Linked DNA regions of Homo sapiens: regions 2 and 3 are each linked to region 1. A link is a loop called in an ENCODE intact Hi-C map of the cell type or tissue named here. Cell type or tissue: ascending aorta. All regions are shown on one strand. Each heading gives the region's core, and the rest is flanking DNA. Links, peaks and the distances in the headings are about the cores only.

What was found. A loop is a pair of places that touch in the nucleus more often than their neighbours do. Peaks named below come from ENCODE experiments on the same cell type or tissue, not always from the same donor. Only the 100,000 strongest peaks of a DNase experiment are listed, where the experiment ranks them.
Region 2: it touches region 1 in a loop (2.3-fold over the local background); 6 of 110 quality-filtered maps call a loop at or near these places.
Region 3: it touches region 1 in a loop (2.1-fold over the local background); 4 of 110 quality-filtered maps call a loop at or near these places.

The regions. Positions count from the first base shown.
Region 1 is chr3:172,149,025-172,157,181 of GRCh38, forward strand. All of the region lies in intron 3 of FNDC3B (fibronectin type III domain containing 3B), which reads left to right. Among named protein-coding and RNA genes, the nearest start is that of FNDC3B, 110 kb to the left of the region's middle. RefSeq lists enhancers at 4,255-4,549, 4,262-4,351. In ascending aorta, for the core only: no CTCF peak of the experiment used is centred there; DNase peaks (open chromatin) are centred at 4,057, 4,447 and 4,787; H3K4me3 peaks cover 1,634 bases; H3K27ac peaks cover 5,000 bases.
Region 2 is chr3:172,320,625-172,328,781 of GRCh38, forward strand. The region is part of intron 11 of FNDC3B (fibronectin type III domain containing 3B); the gene reads left to right. Among named protein-coding and RNA genes, the nearest start is that of GHSR, 120 kb to the right of the region's middle. In ascending aorta, for the core only: no CTCF peak of the experiment used is centred there; DNase peaks (open chromatin) are centred at 3,807 and 4,397; H3K27ac peaks cover 4,610 bases.
Region 3 is chr3:172,255,874-172,264,030 of GRCh38, forward strand. All of the region lies in intron 6 of FNDC3B (fibronectin type III domain containing 3B), which reads left to right. Among named protein-coding and RNA genes, the nearest start is that of GHSR, 190 kb to the right of the region's middle. RefSeq lists a silencer at 235-430. In ascending aorta, for the core only: no CTCF peak of the experiment used is centred there; DNase peaks (open chromatin) are centred at 3,080, 3,502 and 4,797; H3K4me3 peaks cover 403 bases; H3K27ac peaks cover 5,000 bases.

The sequences.
Region 1 (8,157 bases), core at 2,035-7,034:
CTGAAAAGTAGCTCTGGATAATGTATTTAGGAGACATAGGAAATGGCTCAACAGGAAGGGTGAAATAGCCTTACCAGTCTGGCCTCTTTAAATTTGTTTCAAGCCTGTTTCCCTTCACTGATACAAATCTTACTAACTCTGCACCTTCCACAGACCCTTTGTTATGTGCAGCTGTTTTTGTTTGTTTTTATGAAATTCACTTGAAAAGTCATTGGACTTGAATTTATACAGTAAAAAATCAATTAACTAGATTCTTAAATTTTCTCTTCCACTTTAAATGAAGACACCTAACGGTTTGAAACCTTCTGGCTCTGAGAAGAGGAAGAGGGTCCCCAGATACAGGTTTCAATTCCTTACCATTTAGTCTGGTTCCATTGATCAGGGGTTCAGTTTTCTCACCTTAAAATAAGAGGATTAGAACAGATAATTTCTAAAATTATTTTTACCACCCCTTTTCTCTTTTCTTTCTTTAATTCCTGTGGCGTTCTCTGCAGTTTATATGTCCCTAATTTTTATGAAAATACTTAAAGCTTTACTTAAATAGGTTCAAGTGTGGGCAGATTTCAAGAGCTTAATTATCTAGGATTTTCTACTTGAAAGTGAGATTTTAAATTATCATTGAGACCTTACTTTAGGTCCTACATAAATTTCTCTAAAATTTTATAAGCATATGTTACTCTTGACTAGTAACAACAGGAAAGAAAATTAATCCAGTGTGATTTCTCTTGTTTTAATAATTGCTACTTTAAAAAAGCTTGTGTATACCTTTTGTATGTTGGGTGTTTTTTTTTTTTTTTTTTTTTTTTTTTTTTGAGACAGAGTCTTGCTCTGTCACCCAGGCTGGAGTACAGTGGCATGATCTCAGCTCACTGCAACCTCCGCTTCCCAGGTTCAAGCGATTCTCGAGCCTCAGCCTCTCGAGTAGCTGGGACTTCAGGTGCCCGTCACCGTGCCCAGCTAATTTTTGTATTTTTAGTAGAGACAGGGTTTCACCATATTGGCCAGGCTGGTCTCGAACTCCTGACCTTGTGATCCACCCACCTTGGCCTCCAAAAGTGCTGGGATTACAGGTGTGAGCCACCACGCCCAGCCATGTCGGGTGCTTTCTCTCACTGGTTGTTAAACTTGGCTGCATGTTTGAATAGCTAGAGATTTTTAAAAAATACTGATGCTTGGGCCTCACCTTCAGAGATTTAGATACAATTATTGGGTCCCAGAATATTTTTAAAGATAGTATTGTCATAAGTATTTAGTTTACGTTGCACTTCAAAAAAAATTGTAGATTTAACTTTTATGTCTAATATTTAAGGTTTTGAATTATTTGTGAATGAAAAAACTCTAAAACAGAGAAGTGGTACCTTTTCATTTTAGGTGTACTGCCTCAGCTAAAGGATGTGTGTGTGTCTTGACTCCCCATCCCCCATGCGTACACCTCTTATCTGCTGAGCTAGATGGGATGGCCTTTCTGCTTGTCTCTCATCTATGGGGCATTACACATAGTTGTCCTTTTCCAGTTGGTTTTTTAGGATTATTTGGTGTCATTTTGTCAAATCTATGCCATTGGTTTTTAAATGCATCATTCTTTTTTTTTAAATGTCTCTACAAAAGAGATAACACCACCGATTAAGTTGACTTCCTTTTTCAGGAGATGTGAAAATGTGAAAAAGGTACTTGGAATCGGTGAAATATGCTTATAATTTTTTATTTAAAAAAAGTTTGTGGGTACATAGTAAGTGTATATATTTATGGGGTACCTGAGATGTTTTGATACAGGCATGCAATGTGAAATAAGCACATCATCGAGAATGGGGTGTCCATCCGCTCAAGTGTTTATCCTTCAAGTTTCAAATAATCCATAAAATACACTACTCTTTATTTTTCTCATCTAGGTATTTTTTAAAAAATAACAAATCTACATAGGTTTTTTTTCTAAGTTTGTGTTTGCATAATCATTTTGTGTGTATGAAAAAATTGAGATAGCTTTCTATTCAATCTCCTTAGTTGTAGAAATATGACTAATTTGTTTAAACATCATTGCTTCTAAATATGCCCTGGAGGACTTACATACAAGTCATAATCTTGTGATATTCTTTGTTAGTTTGTCTCATTATGCGGAAAGCCTTATTTATTTTTTGTGTGTGCATATGTATGCATATTTGTGTGTACTCATACAGACACACACACTCTGTATGTGTGAGTGTATATTTGCCAGTGCTACCACTTCCGTGTGTTCTGCTTTGTCTAACCTTTTGGTAAAGTCTACACTTTGGGTTTTAAATAATTTTAAGGTTTCCATTGTTCACGTGTTTGCTGTTGTAGCATTATCCTATTAAAAACTACATAACCCAGTTCAGCAATCTAAATGTGCTTCTAACTTTATATGGAAACTATTTAGCTTTCTTTACTTACCGTCTCCCCGACTCCACTCCCCACTCCCCCAACCTCTTTTTTTTTCCTACAGTGTTAACCAAGAGAGATATATTACCTTTGGATCTAGCCCATCTACCTCTAGATACTTCACTTGCATAATAACTAATTTAAATTTATTCCAGATGTACAAGAAGTATTTGAGATTTGGTAGTTTTAATTTTGGAAATGCTTTTAAAATGTTATCCTAGATTAGTAGGTGATTTTTCTTCCATGAAAATGTATATTTATTTAAAACCTGCGGTAGCTAATTAAACTTGAAATACCCTAAGTCCTCATGTAATGTTGTGGATAGGTTCTTGGAAACTGTAAGTGAAACATATAACAGGTCCTTGAGTTGCGTTGTTTCCTTCGATGTGGATTTGTTACAGCATTGATGAGGGGAAAAACGGTTATGCGTTATTTCACTCAAAGTTGCAGCTTCCAGGAACCTGTGGATGACGTTATGTGAGGGCTTACTGTATTTCTCTGGTTTTCAGTAAGTTAAAAGGTAGCAGAATCTAATATTTTCATTCTCCCCATCAGTAGAGGAGCTGGTGATATCCACTTGTGGATACTCAGTCCCTGTCTGATCACCAGGTTTGATGAATTGGCCGCTCACTTTAGAGGGTCTGTCAGGCTTCTTCATGTTCACAAATGACTGGAAATAAAAAGGAATACCTTTTACATCACCAACTCTCTAAGTACCTATATAACATTTCGGTTTGTTTTGGCTGCCAATTCCTCTTCACAAAAATCGCTGGTTTTGCAGCCATAGGTGGCCTCCTGGCTCTGTGTGGTTTTCTCCCTTTACTGGCTCACTCTTCATGCCCATATTGCTGTAGACCTCTCTTAGAAGCCTCACCCCTTCACTCCCCACTCCTTTTGCATTTGGGTTTCTGTGTGTATGTATGGGGTACTTAACGCCTTCTAAGTAGTAGCGCAGTGCCTGGCAAAATTGTCAGAATCAGGATCAGAATCAGACTGCCTTTGCTGTGTTTCCACGGGTGTGTTGCATTGCTTCCTGTCCGTTCTCCATCCATTGCCCATTCTCCGTACCCTTCATGTCCTCAACTACTCCCTGTCTTCACCTCCTGTTTCCTGTTTTTTCTCCTGTTTCTGCCACTCACATTCTCCATGGGAAGGGCTTTTTTTTTTTTTTTTCTTCAAACCTGGTATTTTTGGAGAGAAGGTTTTGACATTGGGGCTGTCTTTTAAGAGCCCTTCCCCTGATAGCAGAGGGGAACGTGCTCAACTTACAAAGTTTCTGAAAAAAATCACACTTCTTCTTTTCACGGGACCCCTGTTTGAAATTTGCAACAAATTAAATGCTTAGGAATCCAGGTGCCTAGGAGCCCTGCTATTTCAGCTCTTTCCCCTTAATCATGTTGGTTTACATGAGGATTGATTTTGGACTCACTGGGCCAGCTACGTGAAATGTGGTATTGTCATTGTCTCTTTGCACAGAACAATTCATTTGCTGCTTGTCGTGAATCCATCCTGTGAGGTATTATGATGACATCTGGCATGGCTTCTTTGTTTACTGTGTTTACCGTATGTGTTTAGAAGGAAAAAGGCCTGTAGTGACCACTTTTCTGTGTCGGCCCCTGGGTCAGGTTTTCCATCCTGACTCATGGGTGTCGGGACCGCTGAGATTGGTTGATGGGGTGTGCAGAATTTCCTCTGTCGGGCTTGGGAGCCAGAAAGCCACGATGAAGTTTGATTTGGCTTGTGGCAGCCTTTTCCAAATGTGAATTTGGATACAGTACAGTAAGCCCTCTAAGAAAAGGAGAAGAAGAGAAAATAATAACTCTAGAGCTGGGAATATCTGGGGAACATTGAAAAACGGGGAAAGTCTCAAAGATAGTATTCTGTGTCTCCCCTGAGCTGGTGTTGCTGTAGTGCTCAGAGGCCAGCCTTTTTTTCCAAGCCGAGTGCTCCCTGCACTTGGGAGAAACCACAGAGGCGGCCTCTGTCCTGCATGTGCTGCACGCTGCCTTGCTCCAGACTGTCTTGAATGTGACCTGGCAGCCAGTGCTGTTTCCTGCTGACGTGGCCTCCCACAACTGAGCAGAACAGAGCCACCTCAGTGTACTGAGGAAGGAGCAGGCTGGGGGCATGAATCACCAGCGGGATACGGAACAAATTCAGAGGGGAAAGCGCCTAACTATTCAGGTTTCCTGGTAGATATACTTAAAAGACACCTTTCTTATAGGAAGGAAGGAGGAGGAAGAAAAACAGGAGTGAAGAATGCCTCAAGAGTCAAACAGTGATTTGTTTGGCCCTAGGAAGGATTTCTTATCAGCAGGAGTTACCTTCTGGGGTAAGCCCCAGTCTGTCTCAAACATCTGAGAGGATGCTTTGAGGAGGCCAGACTGGACTGCAGCCTTCACAGCCACACTGTTGCACAGGTTGGTGGCGATGTGAGCTCTTAGCCCTATCCTGCAGACAGGTAGTAAAGAAACAAAAACCTAAACCAAAAGACTAGAGTTTGTGTCTTGGTGGAAAAAGTTCCCTCAACTTGGTAGGAACTGGAGAAAAGGACTCTGAGAAACTGCTCAGGAGCAAATCCTGTGGCCTAGTTTTCCCTTCAGTGCTGTCAGCTTCCCGCTTGATGCTCGATAAGCGCTTGTTTCAGCCACTACTGAATATTTTTTGAGTTTGCTTATTTGAAGGCATCCAGGACAGCTCCTTGTTACTGTCTTCTAATAGGCCCCCCAAAAGTCATAGTATCACAGAATTTTAGAGTGAGATGGGACTTTAATTGTAATCTGATCGAGACCGTTAATGGTTTCTTTTTTTTTGAGACAGAGTCTTGCTCTGTCACCAGGCTGGAGTGCAATGTTGCAATCTTGGTGCACTGCAACCTCCACCTTCTGGGTTCAAGCCATTCTCCTGCCTCAGCCTCCCGAGTAGCTGGGACTACAGGTGCGTGCCACCATGCCCAGCTAATTTTTGTATTTTTAGTAGAGACGGGGTTTCACCATGTTGGCCAGGATGGTCCTGACCTCGTGATCCGCCGTCCTCCGCCTCCCAAAGTGCTGGGATTACAGTCATGAGCCACCGTGCCCAGGCTATGGTTTCTTCTAAGAAGTGATCGTAGAACTTTGTCTTCAGTTACTCCCACCTGAAAGCCCACTGTACAAAACGTGCAGGTGGAGCTGACTGAGGGCAGAGAGGCCGGAGCCCAGCTGCTCATCTTTCTTTTAGTAGTGGCCCTGGAAACTCTTCCCCTGACCATTCCACACTCCCGCATACTTAATTGAGAAACCACTGATGAAATCTACAACCTTAATTTTATAGGTGAGGGAATTTTACCTTTGGTAGGGTCACGGTGTTAGGTCATTATGATAACTTTCAAGGTGCCTGGGAATAAAAGTTTTATAACTTTAATCTGTCTCCTGCTTTTGAGCCTTCGTGATCTCTCCAGGAGCTGCTGTAATGGCTTCCCACCCTGCGTGGGAACAAGTGGGGTGCTGGTGGGACAAGTCGGGGGCTGGTGATGTACTCTATGTGTTTGTAGGTCAGAGCTGGAAACCACAGAGAACAGCCCAGGTGGTTTCATTAGTCTAGGTGTGAGGTCACTGGGGGGCGGCAGTAGGATTGGAGATGGAGGGAAGCTTTGAAAGGAAGAGCCCTTAGCATTTTAAAGTATGGTTAAGTTTTTAAGTTACAGAAACTGGATATGGAAAATTACCAAGAGAACTTAGTCAAAGATGATCCTCAAATACCCAGCCAAAGTCATAGGGAGAATGTGGAGACTGTCTGACTTAGATAGTGGAAAATCTTTCTCAGTTTTCTTTGTTTAAGCTTCAGTAAGTCCCTCTCGTGGAGGATTCTTCTTTGGAGATAGGAAAGCAGTTTGATTCCCTGATTCTCTTTACAGCTGTGGCATCCCAATCTGATTGTTGGATGAGTTTTGGTATATGGTGTAACCCTTAGTTCCTGGTGTGTCAGTTGTCTACACAATTCACTTGCATTTGTTTTCTGGATTGTTCAGCCTAGATTATGGAACAGAACCAAGGCAGATTCAGGTCTGTCATACTGACCTCATTCCTGGTTCAGCACTGACTTTCCTGCATAGCCTCAAGTCTAGTAGGTAGGTGGACTTGTGATTACAAACAGATTTTGGAAATCATTTACATTGGCCAGGTTTTCCAGTGTTTTCCCCTTTCCTGGAAGCCATTTTCTCCTATTGCTCGCCTCTAACTCAGTCAACAGAAGCCTCTGCCCAGGGCAAACAATTTTGTAAGAAAAGAGAGCAAAATAGGAGTGAATGGAGAGGATGGGATATTAAATATGTAATAGGCCTATTTCCATTTTCAGTAAAGTCACTTGATTTCCTTTAAAGAGGCTCTGATTTTCTTGAACCATGCCTTGGTGGAATTAGAAAGTTACCCACATCATTTATGGTATTTTGTTGTTACTGTTGTAGGCTGGATTTGTACTTGGTCCGGGACTAGAAGGGGAGAAACAGCCTTATCTGTTAATCCGTTGCAGTGGCAGAAGAGCTGTATATGTAACTATATGCTTTTTTCCTCAACTTATACTGGAAAAAGAAAAAAAATTGCCCAGAGACTCTTTTTCTAAATGGTTTTGGTAAATGTATTCTTCAAATACAACTGCGAGTAGGAGGCCATGTCAGTGGGGGGTGATCATTCTTTTGTGTGATGGTAATGAGATAATTTCTGCATTACAGATTTTCAGGAGACTCTTTGTTTAAATGAAACTTCAGAGCCCTCACAAAGCCTCACAAGTCTCTTTGCCTTATTAAAAAAAGTTTTTATTAATCTCATGTGTTTTGCCATCATCAATTGCATAAACAAATAAAATTGTTTTGAGCAATAGAACTAAGGCTGTCATTTGTTTGGCATCCTGTCCTCTCTCCTTTTTCTCAAATACAATTTGACAAAATCTGGCTCCGAGTTGCTGTTGTTCCCACCATTAGCCATCGGCTCCAAGTGGCCATTCCCTCTGGTCTTGGATGGAGGCAAGAGGAAGTGTGCGCAAGACATAGCCAGGCAGGTTGCTGCCTGAAGGCTGGCAGCCGCTTTCACATGGGCTGGCAGGGATCTGCAGCCAGCAAGTGACTGGCACAGGAATTTCCGTTGCGTTGCAAGAAGGAACCAGGTAGGCCTGAGGGTGTCAAGTTGCTAGCCAAGATCTTCAACGTTTCTTTGTATGTATCCTTTGCTAATTGAACCTGGAAAACCTAACCATGAAAGGGATCTACAGAGAAAAGTGGCTAGTGCTGAGTTTTGAAGTTTTTTTTTTTTTTTTTTCCCCACTGTCTGCTCTCTAAAGCAACCAGTATTTATTTGGTTAAAAAGCAGCTAATTAATCTGTTTGATCTTGATGTGGAAATGAACCGTATCGAATTCCAGGTCAAATCACTTATCCTTGTAGAATGTTTTTTTAACCTTTTGAGGTGTGTTTCATCAGATTACGGACTATCAGAAGTTTACTTGTCCTCAATATTCCGGTCTGCATGGTGACATGGCTATTGTTCTAATAACAGTGCTTTTAAGTATAAACCTAATATTGTCTACAAAAAGAAAAGTCACATTTATCAATGGACTGTGAAAAGTTGTAAGGGGATTGTGTAACTTAATTATACAAGCAGTGTCATATATGATACTATTCTTGAAAAATACCTTGCCATCTGGTCCCATTTATCTGAGATGAGATCTGTTGTTATTTTTCTTTTTCTCTTCTTAAGTTTCGCTAAGCTGCCAGCAAATATTATTTTCC
Region 2 (8,157 bases), core at 1,696-6,695, 170 kb after region 1:
TGCCAGCGGTGTTGGAAATACCCACTTCTAGTGTTGTTAGTGCCAGGGTAATTAGAAATGTTAGTCAGGGCAGCCACAGCCCCCACAGTCTACAGAATTACACTGGCAGGAAAACACTGTAGCCTGAATTAATTGGGATGTGTGTGAGTTACATGTATAGAATGAGCCATGAGTTGTGTTCCTTAATGGGAAACCAGCCCATTTAGAGGATTCATCTTCCCAAGTACTGAGGAAAGCTTTATGAGGATACTAAGTTAGTAAAGAAGAAAAATTAACTTGAAAAAGTTCTTTTGTTGTTGTTTTCAGTCTTTCAACTACACACTTTTACAAATCAACACAACAAATATATTTTTAAACATACTCTAAATATTAGTTGCATTTTATGATCTTAATCAAATACTTTTTATATACTTAGCTGCCAGTTTTCAAGTAGGTAGACCATCTGTAAATTTGTTTCTTCACTGGAACTCTTGTATGTTTGTAAACAGATACCCAGAGAGAGAGGTGGAAAGCTGGTTACATGAGGAAGTCCTTTGAAATGTTCTTTTCTTTGTTGACTCCTGTGGTTTTAGGCTATGTCATACCTAAACTGTCCCCTAGAGACCATTGCGTGTCTGGATTTAAAAATCTCCCAAGAGTTCTCTAAGTTTGGGATAGCATTATTAAAAGTCTTATTTCAATCTAAAATGTGATTCTGTAAGATGAAGTAACTGCATAGCTGTTGATTGGCAATTTTGGTTGATCTTTATCGTCTAGGAGTCTGGTTCTATTTTTAGCTTATACAAAAATAACTTTTAAAATTATTCAGAGAGGTCCTTACTTTGGTGGATGGCTTTGAAAGAAAAGGCATGTACTAAGTGCATGTAGAAAATAGGACCCATCATATGTTACACATTTATTTTGCTTTTGTTTTTGTTTTGTTTTGTTTTGTTTTGAGACAGGGTCTTGCTCTGTTGCCCAGGCTGGAGTGCAGTGGCACAGTCTCGGCTCACTACAGCGTCTGCCTCCCGGGTGCAAGCAATTCTCCTGCCTCAGCCTCCTGAGTAGCTGGGATTACAGGCATGCACCACCACACCCGGCTAATTATTGTATTTTTGTATTTTTATTTTTTTATGTTTATTATTTATTTATTTTTTATAAATTTTTTTTAGTAGAGATGGGGTTTCACCATATTGGCCAGGCTGGTCTCAAACTCCTGACCTCAGGTGATCCACCCGCCTCGGCCTCCCAAAGTGCCGGGATTACAGGCGTGAGCCACCATGCCCAGCCAGACATTTATTTTGTATGCTAGCATGCACATTACATTCCCCCACCTTCTAGCTGTTTACAGTGTAGGAGGAATTTATAAAAGTTTGCAGAAATTCAGAGGGGTAAAACTTCATGCTATAAACGTATATAGACTTCAAAATAGATGAGTGTAATATTGCATAACAAATTACCCCAAAACTTAGAGGCTTCAAACAATCACTTTCTTATGCTTGTGGACTCTGGGTTAGGGATTTGGACAGGGCACTGGGGAGTGGCATCTCTGTGCTCTATCATATCTAGAGTTTCAGCGAGGAGGGCTCATTGGCTGGGGACTGGAATAATCTTCTGGCAGTGTTTTCACTCACAAGTCTAGCATCAGTGCTCACTTTGGACTGGACCTATCTGGGGCTCTTCACATGGCCTGGGGTTCCCACACAGCGTGGCAGCTTCAGGGTAGTGAGAATCGAAAATCAGGTGTCCCAGCAAAAGTTAGAAGCTGTAACACCTTTCCACACCCAGCCTTGGCTTCATTTCCACTCCAGCCTTTTGGTTACAAGAGAGTCACAAGACCACCCGCATTCAAGGGAAAGGGACATAGACTTAGACTTTGTTTCTCAATGGATAGGGAATCACAGAATTTTTAGACATGTTTAAAGTAACCACTTGTGGTATAAGCCTTCTCTTGTCTCCTTTTGGTCCTGAGAAACCATTAACAAATATTTTTTTCTTTATCTTTGTATAGCACATACAGTTTTTTAGGTACTATAACCTAAGACTGTTAGATATAAGGTCATATACTTTAAAAGTACAACGTAACTCTTTTTCCCATCCCTGATTCTTTTCTGAGTATTCTGGAGACAGGGAGAGTGGGGGCAAATGTGTACCCAGAAATACAGTGACAGGATGGACCTCATACCTCATAGCCAGTGCTACTCAGCCAGCCAGTGAGACATGCCTCAGTGGCTCTCAAATACCAATCTTCTCAGCTAGCAGATGGAAGAGATCACTCTGCCTGCTCCCTTAGTGATAAGGGCAGGGAACCCAAACAGACTGTTTATCTCCAGTTAATGTCTCTGCCTCAGTTGTACTTGAAAAGCAGGATCGTGTATTCTGTTCCCTCAGGTGACTCATGATAGTGCAGCAAAGTGTTTTAGTTTTTGTTTGTTTGTTTGTTTGCAGGGAATATAAATGTATTTAAAATCTTTAACAGACAGTTTTTGTTTTTTAACTACAAATTTGAAAGAAATTGAAAAATATTCAAGTAGGTAGTAAGGGGGTAAAAGAAAAAATAAAGATGTTCCTTAAAATATTCAAAATATTTTATATTTATAATTTATCTCCAAATTTCATTTTGGAGAATGGCAGAGCTGGACATGGTAGCTCACACCTATGATCCCAGCACTTTGGGAAGCCTAGTTCAGGTGGAAGGATAGCTTGAGGCCAGGGGTTCGAGATCAGCCCATCTCTACCAAAAAGAAAAAAATTGAAAATTTAGCCAGGTGTGGTGGTGCATGCCTATAATCTTAGCTACTCAGGAGGCTGAGAAGGAGAATCCCTTGAGTCCAGCAGTTTGAGGCTACAGTGAGCTATGGTCTGTTTGTACCACTGCTCTCTAGCCTGAACAACAGAGTGAGACACCTTGTCTCTCACACACACACACAAAAAGTAGAATATTTGGAAACAGTATTTCTCCCTTGTGGGGGGAAAAAGAAAAAGTCTTTGTCCTGGAGATTATAATCACATCTTGGAGATGTTTTCAGGGGTTGATCATTCTCTGCTATGTAGCCACATAGTGCTTTTTATATACTCTCCAAGCTCCCTTCTCTTGCCCCTTTTTTTCTGTGTTTGGGGCCTTTCATAGTCTGGCAAAAAGTTGGAGGTTATTGCCATTCTTCAGAATTTAGCAGGACCCTGTAGGAACAAGAACAATATCTAGACTCCCATTATTAATTAGGACTTGAAACCAAAAATGCATGACCCTTCTAAAAAGTGAGTGAGGATGAGGATGAAGCAAAGGGGAGGCAGGTGCTCATAGAGTATGTAGTATTCTAAGCGTTACTAGGCTGGGACTTCCCCCCAAAGGTGATGACTTCCTTTAGTATGTGAATCTTGAAATGAAAGAGGCACTTACCCAGGTTCAGATAAATGAGGTGTCCAGCTTAGGGCAGGTGAACTCTGTGGTAAGAGTTATGATGACATCAGGGGACAGGTTTGCGCAAGGCACACTGGACGGAACATAGAGTAAGATGATCCAGTGGTGTCTAGAATGTGGATAATACCCAATGTATTTTTGTTTGATGATTGGAAAGGAGAAAGAGGCAAAGCCCTTTCTCCCTTCCCAGGCTTGGGAAGGGCTGATCTGATGCATGCTGTGAATATGAGTCGACTTACTGGCGAGCCAAGTCCTTTCCTGGAGAGCAGTTTTGACCAGAAGTGGTAGACAAAACACCCTCGTCCCTGGTTGGAAAACATTACCCCAGGGTGATGAATTGGTGCTCTCAGGCTAGGTCTGGGTGTGGAATGAAGATAGATAAGCAACAACTGTGAATTAGGTTGAGTGCGAAGAGGAACACTCAGCTTGGGAAAGGAAACAACCCACGTTTGCAATGCGTCATCCTGCGCCAGATTGAGCACCTCAAGGTTTGTCTGCACACAGTTGGTTTGTACTCCAAGATTTCTTCACATTGTAGTAAAGAAAGATTAACCTTGCCCTTGAATGAACTTGGTCTGAGCTGCAGAAACAAGCATTTGGGCATGCCCAAGGTTGCAAAATGGAAACAAGCCAGTGCACCCTGAAAATCTGCCCTTTTTTTGGCTCACAGACACTGGCAGTAGAAAGTTAGGCCAGAACTGGCTGGGGTTATATTGGTTCATGTCCAGTGAGGTCAGTAGCCCAGTGGCTAGGTCTGTTCCAGAATGATCAATGGTGTTCACTCTGACCAGTTTCTCTAATTCAGGTGAAGTATCTTTTCCATACCCCGCTGAGAACAGGGACTCCAGTGTCACCTTAGAGGTTCTGATCCTGACTGCTCATGTGCTGCGAACCTGACCCACCAACGCGCAGAGAAGCGGAGTGCAGCTAGGAGTCTCTTCCCTCAGCCCTGCGGACCAGCTGACTCCCAGGCCCTGGCAGCCCCTTTGAAAGCTCTTACTCTCCTCTGTGTGACACACCACAAGTGGCCTAGCAGCCGTAGCTGGCCAGGATTAGGCCTAAGTCATGGCTGTCCCTGCTGCCTGTGTGTGACCAGATCATTGATGACAACAGGTCTGAAAAGTGTCAGGATGTTACCCATTTCTACTGCAGCCATATTTTAGTAGGGAACTTTGAACAAGGCTGAATTTAAATTATTAACAACTAAGTTTCCGAAGTCAAGTCAGCGTATCTCAGTAATCCTGTGTAGTCTAAATTAGATTTTTTAAAGGCGGGAACGTGCCATAGATTATAATCTCTCAAAATCTCTGGGAGCCACACAGCATATAAAATATGAAAGTTGTCATTTACCATCTCTAAAACTTCACTGACAGGAATGATTTGGATATATTTAACTTCTGATAAACAATGATAAACATTCACTTTATCACTCCTGTCAGTTCGTATGAATCTTTCAGTCCTCTAAAGCATTAGCTCTTTTCTTTTTTAACTCCATTTCTGTCAACAAGAACAGGAAAATGTTTTGTTTATAAATGCTATTTGCAACCTGGGACCCATCTTGTTTTATGAACAGATTCTCCAAATCTTCTATGCCTTTGAACACGGACTTACTCTACTCTAATGCTTAAGCTCCAGAGCCGTCGGAGAGCCTGGCGCAGTAGACAGACCAGCACGCTGGCATCGGATCACTGGAGCCAGTGGCCTTCTCCAGTTCACTTGTTAACTTCTCAGCTGCAGATCACTTTTTGTACTGCAGTGACTTTTGTGAACATTAATTTTTTTCTTTCCAGATATGCATTTTATTTTATTTTATATTAGAGACAGAGTCTCGTTCTGTCACCCAGGCTGGAGTGCAGTGGCGTGATCTCGACTCACTGCAACCTCTGCCTCCCGGGTTCAAGCAATTCTCCTGCCTCAGCCTCCCAAGTAGCTGGGATTACAGGCGTCTACCACCACGCCTGGGTAATGTCTTTGTATTTTTAGTAGAGACGGTGTTTCACCATGTTGGCCAGGCTGGTTTCGAACTCCTGACCTCAAGTGATCCACCTCCCTCAGCCTCCCAAAGTGTTGGGATTACAGGCGTGAGCCATCACACCCCGCCCAGATATGCCTTTTGTATTAAACTTCATGTTATACATGAATATGTTCTTTTATTCAAAACTTCTCTCATGTCTGAAATATTTTAACCTACTTTCCCTTGTTTTTGTTTTATTCTCAATGACTTCTAAAAATTCATCAATAAGCCTTAATTCTTTTAACTGTCAAATATTTGTATTCTTACCTCTACAGACTCTACAGACAATGCTTCCAAAACTGAATTCCAGGGTTTTAACAACTCTGGATCTTTCTAGGTGTCCCTAAGTTTATGCACATAGTAGTACATCCTGGAAGTTGTTATGATAGAAAATTCGGCATGCTTTGTCTATATGGGTTGTAGTTTATATAGCAGTTGTTCCTGATTTTAACAATTGGTCCTGACTCCAAGATTTATGTTTTGTTTGTTTGTTTTTGAGATGGAGTCTTGTTCTGTCGCCCAGGCTGGAGTGCACTGGCGCCATTTTTACTTCTTTCACAAGTAGAATTTTTTTAAATGTTAGCAATATAGGAAGATGTCTTGAAGGTCACACAGTTCCCCTTCTCCTAATTCTTTAGTGAGCGTGAGTGCTCTGGCTCTCTTAAAAGTCATTTCTCCCCTTCGAACCCTCCCCAGTCTTTTTCTCGTTTGAGCCACAAACAGTCTGGTTTCTACTGTATTAAAGCAAATTAACCTAGTAAGAAACACTGACTTTTTTTTTACTGGCTACAGTTCTAAGCACAAGAAAAGGGGAAAGGAGACCAAATAAAGAAATAGGAAAAATGAGGCATTAAAGGGGAGCCAACACGGGGTTTGGAAGGGATGAGAGCTTCCGCCATGGCAGGATGGGCCTTTCTTGCACTGCTTACTCTGAGTTCAGAAATAGAGGAGGAAAGAAGGTAGATCATGCCACAGCCTGAAATGGATACGACACATACCAGGGCTCCCATAGAGTGTGATCGGATGCTGGGTGTAATTATTCAAGTGTATGCATTTGAATAAATCATCTTCCTCAACCTCAACACTCAAGGTTGAAGTAAGCATAGTGTGTGACATGCCAGCCACATAGTGAGTTCACTCAAGGAGCAACTGAGAAATGTCAGGCTTTACTTGCTGCACACCCCCAACTCGGCCACCAAGTTGCATCTGAATGCACCTTGAACCCTTGATAAAATGAACTTTCAATCTTAAAGACTGTTAGAACTCTCACTCCCTTCCATTGGGAAAGGTGCTTCCTGGCTCTAGGAGGTGGGTGGGGAAGGGGTTCCTTTGAGGAGGATGAATGTGGTGTGATTTTTTTGGGGGGCGGGGCGGGGCAGGAGGACGGAATCTCACTCTGTCGCCCACACTGGAGTGCAGTGGCGCGATCTCGGCTCACTGCGAGCTCCGTCTCCCAGGTTCACGCCATTCTCCCTCCTCAGCCCCCTGAGTAGCTGGGACTACCAGCACCCGCCACCAAGCCTGGCTAATTTTGTTTTTGTATTTTTAGTACAGATGTGGTTTCACTGTGTTAGCCAGGATGGTCTGGATCTCCTGACCTCGTGATCTGCCCGCCTCAACCTCCCAAAGTGCTGGGATTACAGGCGTGAGCCACCGCGCCCGGCCAGTGTGGTTGTTTTTAATGTGCTCACCGTAGCAACAGTCAGGCTAGTGGTGTGTTCATTTTATTTTTAATTAAAACCACCTGGAATGTGTTTTAGTGGTATTTGGAGACCTGCTGAAAGGAAGGAGATGCTTAAATTTGTTTACGTAAAAAATGTGCTTGCTTTGTTTTTTGTGAAATAAATTGAGAACTTCAGACACATTGCTCAAGGCCCTGGGCCTGTCCAGTTAGAATGCTAAGATCCACTCAATGTTAGCTTATGGTTTTCTTTTGCATGAACATGGATAAGATAGTAAGATAATGTGGATATGGGTAGGAAATATTCTAACAAACTACTGATAAGAGTATTACATGCCTGTGAGTGTGGCATAGGGCGGTTAGACTTTTTCCTTACTTGTTGAACCTAATACGAGACCCCACTAGAGTGTTTTATTTTTACTTTAACGAATTTGAAGTATCACATAAGGCTAGGAAGGCATTCAAAATACATTTCTAGCCTGACAAGAAACTTAGAGTGACTGTAATATACATAGATTAATTCAACCAATGTTCCAAGTGCTTATCATTCACTTCCACCCTGCAAGCATTGATTGAGCTCCCAGTTTGTCCAAAGCACTGTTATGAGCAAAGCAGACGTGGACAAAATGATTCAAAGGTTTGTGACCAGTAGCAGCAATCAGTGAAGAAACACCATCACTAGAATGTACTTGTGAAGGTATTGGAGGCCACTGCATGGCAAGAAAGATACAGCTGGAGAGGGCCTTGTATGGCACACTCAGCTGCAGAGACGGGTCTGTAGGTGCTCAGGAGTTACTGGGAAAGGCTGTGTATTTTCAGAGCCAGTGACCCCTCTGTGGATGCAGTAGACTCTTGGTTGATCAGGCTGGGCAGTTTGGGCCAATCTAAGTAAGGAGGAGGATCTTAGAAATTGTGATCGTTAACTGGAGCATCGTCTTGTGCCTGAAAGGACCTTTTTTTATTTTATTAACCAAAAAAACCACAGGTACAGTAAATTACCTGTCTCAATTACAGAATTTTCTGTAGTGCCTTTATGTTAGAGATGAGATTTCATTGTAGAAT
Region 3 (8,157 bases), core at 1,696-6,695, 110 kb after region 1:
TTTCTCATGGTCCCTGGTGTCTCCTCATACGTTTCTTAGGATTTTCTTTGCTCCCTCTGAACCTTAAGAGACTGCCCAGAAGGGCCACCTTATGGTTTAAGATGTGTGATTATTCATTTTCCTCTCCAGTGCATCCTCTCTTGTGACTACAGTTAAATAGATCTCAACATTTTAATTCCTTCCTTGAGAACCTTTGTGGTGCTCCCCACTGTCTAGAGAATAAAGTCTAAACTGCATGATATGACACATACTCACCTCTTGTGGCCCTTCACATTTCCCCACCAGACATGCGGTGTTCTGCCCCATTTTGTGAATATGCCTCATTCCCCTTTTTTGGCCTGTCCTTCCAGTTCCTCTGCCTAGCAAACTCCAACTCAGGCCTTCAAGAGCCAGCTCAGTTATCACCTCCTCTGTGAAGCCTGCCTGTCTCTCCAACATATTATGATGGCAGATAAGTTAAGGGAAAATATTTCAAGAGTTTTTGCCTTCCTTTTCTCTTCCTCTCCCAGCATTTCATTTTAGAACAGTGCTTGGGCATCCAGTCCACAGATGTTCAAGGACAGGAATGGAAAAATTTGTTCTTGTGTACGGAGTATTATGCAAGAGCTGGGCCTTGAGCCTGTTCTGTGGCCAAAACCCAGTTAAAATAGTCACATTGCCTTTCACTGCAGAAGCTAAAGAAGTTTCTGTTGCTCTTCATTGAGTGAGAAGGAAGCTTCATTTCTTCCATTTTATTCTTGATAAAAAAACCAAAGCACACAATATTTTAAGGAAGTTATTGAGTGGGATACAGTGAGTCAGGATCCAGTTTTCTAACTGAAATCCTTCAATTTTCAGCCAGTTATAGCCCCTCAGAAAGCAGTTAGGTTATCTGCTAATATTGTTATAGAAATAATTAGGTGAATTTAGAGTAAAAAACAAAAGCTTTGATGAGGATCCACTGTTTAATTTTAAAAGACCTAAGTAGTCTCAATAATATGTATGTGTGTGTGTTTGTGTGTATATGTGGGCAGATGGTGAAGGGAGAGGAAATCAAGAGTGTAAAGTCACAATTTCCAAACTTTTTTTTTTTTTTGAGACAGAATCTGGCTCTGTCGCCCAGGCTGGAGTGCGGTGGCGCAATTTCGGCTCACTGAGACCTCCACCTCCCAGGTTATAAGCAATTCTCCTGGGATTACAGGCACCTGCCACCATGCCTGGCTAATTTTTGTATTTTTAGTGGAGATGGGGTTTCGCCATGATGGCCAGGCTGGTCTTGAACTCCTGACCTCAGGTGATCCACCCACTTCAGCCTTCCAAAGTGCTGGGATTACAGGTGTGAGCCACTGCGCCTGGCCTCCAAACACTTTTTTATGTATAAAAATTTGCTGTGTGCAGTTGACATTGTTGACTTTCACTTTGTTCCTGGGGCTTACCCTAAGAGTGAGGATGTCTTTTTCATATATGACTTTTACATTTTAAAAACAGAATGGAATTGTAAGATTTTAAATAATCGGCGTTCTGGACTGTGTGACATAGAACATGTCATTTCACTAAGCCGTGGTTTCCCTTTCAGTAAAATGAACAGGTGAGTTACAGTCAGTGATTTTCAAAATCTTATCAATGAGCACATTGCCTCTCTTTTCAGGCAATCTTGTGTGGATTACCAGTTTTAAATACAGTATCCCTTCACCCCTACCACATCACACGCATTCATACACACACACACACACACACACACACACACACACACACACGCACTCTGAAAGCAGACAGCACTAGAACTCCAGTGGTTTGAGTGGAGGACCTGGGTCCTTGTCACCCTCCACAAGGCTTTCCCAGGGATCCAGCCCTCACCTGGGTCCTGGCTACTCATGGGCTCAGACCAGCAGTATCAGTACCATCTAGAAGCTTGTGAGACATGTACCCTTATGACCTGCCCCAGACCTACTGAATACAGGCTGTGTAGGTGGGGCCCACCAATCTATGTTTCATCAGGCACTCCAGGTAATAATAAGCCACAGTAGCATTTGAGAACTGCTGGCTCTTTGAGTGCCAAGCAATTTTTAACCAAGATTTTAAATGGCAGGGGTGGGAAAGCGGCGGGTGGGAGGCATTCAGTTGGAACACTTGGTTTAAGTTGAAGTATGTTCCTTGTACTATCTGTATCATGATAAATATATACTAGTGATGGAAGAGTTCCTTTTGTGTGACTAACATATAGGTAGCAGCTTATGTGAACTCTTCTAGAAGTCATACTGCCATATGGGAAAAATTGGGACAAAGTGGCAAGAATTCCAAATACGGAAGAAAATGAACGTACAGCATACTCTTGGCATTTGACCTTTGGAATTGTTAACAATCCAAAGACTCAGTTGCATTTTAGATCACATTCCACGACATAGACTCACAGGTTCTGGTTATGATACCGAAAGCCAGTGATGAGGGCATTATTCTTGTGCATTTGTCTTTCAGAGTTCGCAGATTGCTTTCTGACTCCAGCAGTGTTCCTTATTACCGGTTCTTTGTATTCTAATTCTTTCTCAGGTGGTCCTCCCTGGCATTTTTTCTCTTACTATTCTTATATTTTGTGATCATTGCTCAGAAACCAGAATCAGACTACAGCTTTACTTCCCCCAAAGCAGCAAGAAAGTGTATTCACAATAACAGTAATTATTCATAATGAGAAGTCACAGCGCACCAAGGTTTGGGATGGCGTTTTTTCCCTCTGGGGGTCTGAGACTGTGGATATTTTTGGGTCCTTGGAGTCTATCCTTTTGCTGAATGGCTTGGGCTCTGGGAGGGCATAGCAGCATCCACCTGCGCAGGGCTGACAGTGGTTTCCTTTGTCTGGAATGACGTGCTTAATGTTAATAAGGTCTGGAATGTTGGGAGTCAAGACAGATTTTCTTTTGGAATCTCTTTGGTCTTGGCTCCCTGTAACAGATAATGCTTGTGCTTTTCTGTTTTCTGATTAAAGTAGGATATTTAGTAGGGCTTTTGCACTTCACAAGTGGCAGATTTCCTCTTTCTCTTGTAAGCTTTTTCTGTCTTGTGAGCACATATCCTAGGCATGCTCAGACGAGGTGTTTTGGAAGGCTGGAGTTGGCAGGGTTCTTCTTTTCCCCCAGAGTATCTGCTTCCCTTACTGCATTTGAACACTGTACTGTTTCTAGATACATTTTTAATATTGCTTTATCTCTCAAGTCTATAGGTGATGATGAATCCTGTGTTTTTTCACCTGTCTATAGCTGCATATAAATTCTGAGTATTGCAAAAATATCAAGAAAACATGAGAAAAGTTAAAAGTGAGCTCAGGTCAGTGGAATTCATCCATCTGGCTGCCAATTACAGTCTGAAAAGTAAAAATAGTCCAAACAAGCCCAAATAACTTTTATTTTTTCAAAGGACAGTGGGGACCCCTGGATTAGAATGCAAGAGACATGAGGCATTCTTCTTGGCAGGAAACTGGACAATTAACATCGCCACTTCCATTTCAAGCGTAGGCTGCCAGATCTCTCTGCTTAGTTATAGAGGCCTCTGAGTGACTCTAGTTAGGGGCCGAGCGCACTTGAACGCCTTGCAACTGTCTATGTGTGGGATGGAGATAGTTCTGGGGACAGAAGCCTGTTTCATAAGGAGCATGCTGCTCATTAACATGCGCTTTCTGACTTGGGCCTTATCCTGCAGGCCCAAGGCTGGAGAAATCAAACTGTGAATAACTACTTTTCTGTAAGACCCCTTTATGATGATTTTTTTCCCTCTTACTGGGATGTTGATTTTACTAGTGCAAAGGCAAATTTACAGCTCAACAAAGAGGAAACCATGGTGGCCCAAATTGTTAATTAGTAGAGTATATAATTGTCTTTATTAAGTTACATCACTTATCCTATCTTTTGCCTTTTGCCCTTTCCCCCTCGTATTTTTGTTGCAATCTGGAATGTTTTAAAGATGTTTACTACATGATTCTTTCAACAGGCAAAATGAGATATTTTTGTCATGTCAAGTTAAGAAGTCTTAACCCATTAAATCATACTTGAAGCTTCACATTTTTCACTTGCATATAAAGACAAAAAGCATGCAAAAATAATTCGTTGAGTTTTCTTTTGAAATGAATGTTCACCAGAAGTTTGAGGTCAGAATTTTGATTAGTTTTTACCATATGTAGTACTGAACTCTGTAAACCCATGTTATTTTCTCTGCCTTTTTGCTTTCTTGGGAACTGATCATGACAGCATTTAGATGACATCAGAACCCATGTTGGTAAAATAAATGTCATCCCAAAGAACCCTTTAAACAGCAGGTATAAGTGATGATATGGTTTGTTTCTGGTATATTTGTAACCTTCAATTTTATTGATTTGAAACTTCTATATGTTATTTCTTTCATTTAGCTAAGTTGAATTCTGAATTTAACTGGGTTAGAGATCGTCATCACAAAAGTGCCATACTCAGAAGCATATTTAAAATATGTACTAGTTGGGACCTTGCAGATCTTGGTTTAGTCTCAATTCAGCCACTTGGGAACTATGTGCCCTTGGGCATGATAGTTCATCTTTCAAGGCTTCATTTCTTTCTTGTATGTAGAAAATAGGGGTAATTAATGGCATCTCTTTCAGAGGACTATCATCAGCTCTTAGTACAATTTCAGACACTAAGTGCTTTAAAAATGTAGTGGTATTGGTGAAGAAAGACCATGAGATTTTTTCCTTGTGAGAACTGCTTTCTGTGGGCCATTTTATTATAACCTCAGCTTGTGAGCATGCCCATCAGAATGCTGTTGGGCAAGGCGTCCTGCAGGCTGGGTCAGTGTTAAGTAATAGTGAATGCCAAGGACTTGAGATAGGGGAGAGTTCAGAGGGGCATCCACTCCCCAAAAAAGGTTCTCGGACTATTGCCAACCCACAAACAACCTGCTGAATTCTGGGCAAGAATAAAATGCAGTCCTCTCTCCGTGCTTTTTCCCTGTCACCTCTCTGGTTGAATTCTCTGTGTGAGCCCACAGAATGGGGTCTGACAGGCCTGCTTGATTCTGTTTGAACCCACTCAGCAAATTAACCACTCTAAGTTACTTTGCTAAAAGGGGGAGATTTCAGGGGACATTAGCTGGAGGCGATGGGCAAACAACAACTTCTCTATATTTATTTTTCTCCCACCCACATTCCTTGCATTAGGGCAATTAGTTAAGCTAGATGGATAAACTAACTGGGTAACCCACTAAATTTCCAAGTCTTTCACAACCTTTCCTTACACCTGGCAACTTGTACACCATGTCTTCCGCATTCTGTGGGCTGCATAGACCTGCCCTGCTACATTGCGGAAGGGGTCAGCACTAGGTTTAAGTAGATCATGGGGGTGGCGAGGCATCATGGAGGCTGACTACCAGGTATGTCGAGGTGGAAACCATTTCTGTTAATACCTTATCTGAAAGAGTCTCAGCATTTGTGATGGAATTTTGGCAAATTTCCTGCTGCTATGTCAACATCGATTTTGTCATTGCTTCTCCTTCTGTGGAATGGAGCTCTAGGATCTTTACATAAACTGCAGTGTCAAGAGGCAGGGTGTTGAACTTCTGGTTTTGTATGATCAGTATTGTAATGTGATAATTATAGTCTATACTACAAATATGTTCATTATTCTTCATGCTTTCTGCCATGGTCAGCTGTGGCTTTTATTTTAAATTTAATTTGCTCAACCAGACACACAGTGTAGCAGACGCTATTACCGTATTTCAGTTTTTGGTGCTGTAGTGAGACTTTGAAATTCTAGGAATTGAGTAGATAACACAAGTGTGATGTGGGAAAGGTCCCTGGGAAACAACAGTGATTCTATTAGGCTGGTGCACAAATAATTGTGGGTTTTGCCATTACTGTTGTACCCACATAATAGCTCAGTGCATGCAATTTACAAAGTAATAAGTGAAATGCTCCCCATAGTTGACTATAACATTTCCTCATTTTTCTCTGAATTTGCTTTTTAAAAAACTCTTCCCCTTGCCATTCCCTTCCCCATTCCAGATTGTAACTGCTTCTTTCCAGCTGCATCAGAAGAAGGGGACTTTCCATGTAGGTGTTATTCTCAGAAAAGGCCAGAAAAGACCAGGTCATGGTGGGGATGATTTGCTCCAAGCATAAAAGAGAATTGTGATGGTTCAGGAAGACTGGAAAATAACGAGACTGGAAAGAAATGAGAAGGGCTTCAGAGGAATGGCACATTGAAATAAAAGGAAGTGGTAAGAACAGGAAAACAAGTGGAATGAAAGGAGCACACAGTGGGCAGGGATGATTGGATAGACTGTGGAATAAAGATAATTTGGGAAAAAAATGGGCAGAAAATAAGAGAGGTTTCATGGTTCCATTATTGTATATTCTATTCCTCCTACTAGGTTAACATTTCCCAGAGGGGTTGGGTGGAGACGGGGAAAGCCTTTTTGCCCTGTTGTGGTCCATGTGCCCTTCTGCTGGCAGATCCACTTGGAACAAATCTCCATGTGAATACATCTCCTACTCTTTTCCTATTTGGAGTTTCCTGATGCTTTTGTCTACCTCTTGTGCTGGATTAGAGCATCCACTGCCAGCATGCATTAATGTGATAAACAAAATAAAAGTGAAGTCTTAAGTAGAACTTTGCAAGGAGTAGCAGTACACTATACGGAGGTATTAGGTTTTTTTGAATATGACTTGAAGTTGTTAAAATGATATTTTAGAGTTTTGATGTGCTTAAAAACTGGAAATTGAGAATTTTTTTTTTTATTTTTTGTTTTAAGTTAAAAATTAAGCACAAGATGCCAGGCATGGGAGGATCACTTTGTGAGGCCAAGGCGAGAGGATTGCTTGAGCCCAGGAGTTCAAGACCAGCCTGGACAGCATAGCAAGACCCCATCTCTGACAAAAAAAATTAGCTGGATGTGGTGGGCATGCCTGTAATCCCAGCTACTTGGGAAGCTGAGATGGGAGCATTGTTTGAAGCCAGGAGGTCAAAACTGCAGTGAGTGTTGATCATGCCACTGCCCTTTCGCCTAGATGACAGAGTGAGACCGACTCAAAAAAAAAAAAAAAAAAAAAAAAAAAAGCACTAGAAAGTTGGGAGAGAGGGCAGCACTTTTCCTTTATTGCTGGGTTAGTATGCCTTTGTCAAAAGCAGCTTGTTTTAAATGAAGATGTCATGCTTATTTCAAGTCCTCTTAAAACCAAATTCACTCTCATATCCCCTTGGTATGTAATAAAAAGCAATATATATAAATATATATATATATATATGGCATTTCTGTGAAATAATCAACTCTTGCTTTCTAGACTTATTAGAATTACCTCATGAAAGCAACATGAGGAAGTGAGTGGGAAGAACTAGGTCTACAACAGTTAAAAATTTTTTTTCATAAATGCATTTATTACTGCTTCTCTTAATTCACATGGTGAACTTCCATTGACCTTTTTTCCTTTTTATTTGAAAAGACACAAATTATTGTATGGAACAGTACGATCTTTCAAACCAGGAGGGATGGAGAAACTGCCATATTTTAGGTTCACTGAGTTCCTCAAAACTATTTAAGTGTCTTGCCAAGCACATTTTTAAAAAATTCATATTTAGTCTTTCAGGAAGATTTATCTTTTGTTGGAATGTTGCTCCAAGGAACTCTGTAATATACCAGCATCTCTTGAAAGCTTTGTTAAAAATGATGTGTTACTTAAGTGAAAAATGGTTATGGGTGCCTTAATTATTCAGCTATCAAGTGTTTTTTTTTTTTTTTTTTTTTTTTTGACACACTGACAGCATTCGTATTATTTACTACTTACACTATCATCCATGGGAAGATGGCTCCAATGTACTTGTAGACAGTTTTCAATTTGAAAACTATATCTTCATTTCATTGAAGAATTTCATGTCTGGGAAGTACTATTCCCTATAGAGTTTAATCTCTGGGTATAGTGGTCTCAACATCATCTACAACATTACGCATGAGGACTGTTTAGAGTAAGTTAGGTAAGTTGCTATTGCATTAGCATTCCTCTGAAGAAAGATGATCTTTTAGGTAGTAAACATACATGCATCATAGAATCAGTAGGATTTCCTGATCTGCCTGACTCTGCAGTGCTTCCATGCCTGTTTTCTGTGTCATTTCTTCATTTTCTTTTCTTTTATGGGTTGGGGGAGAGACAGGGTCTTGCTCTGTTACCCA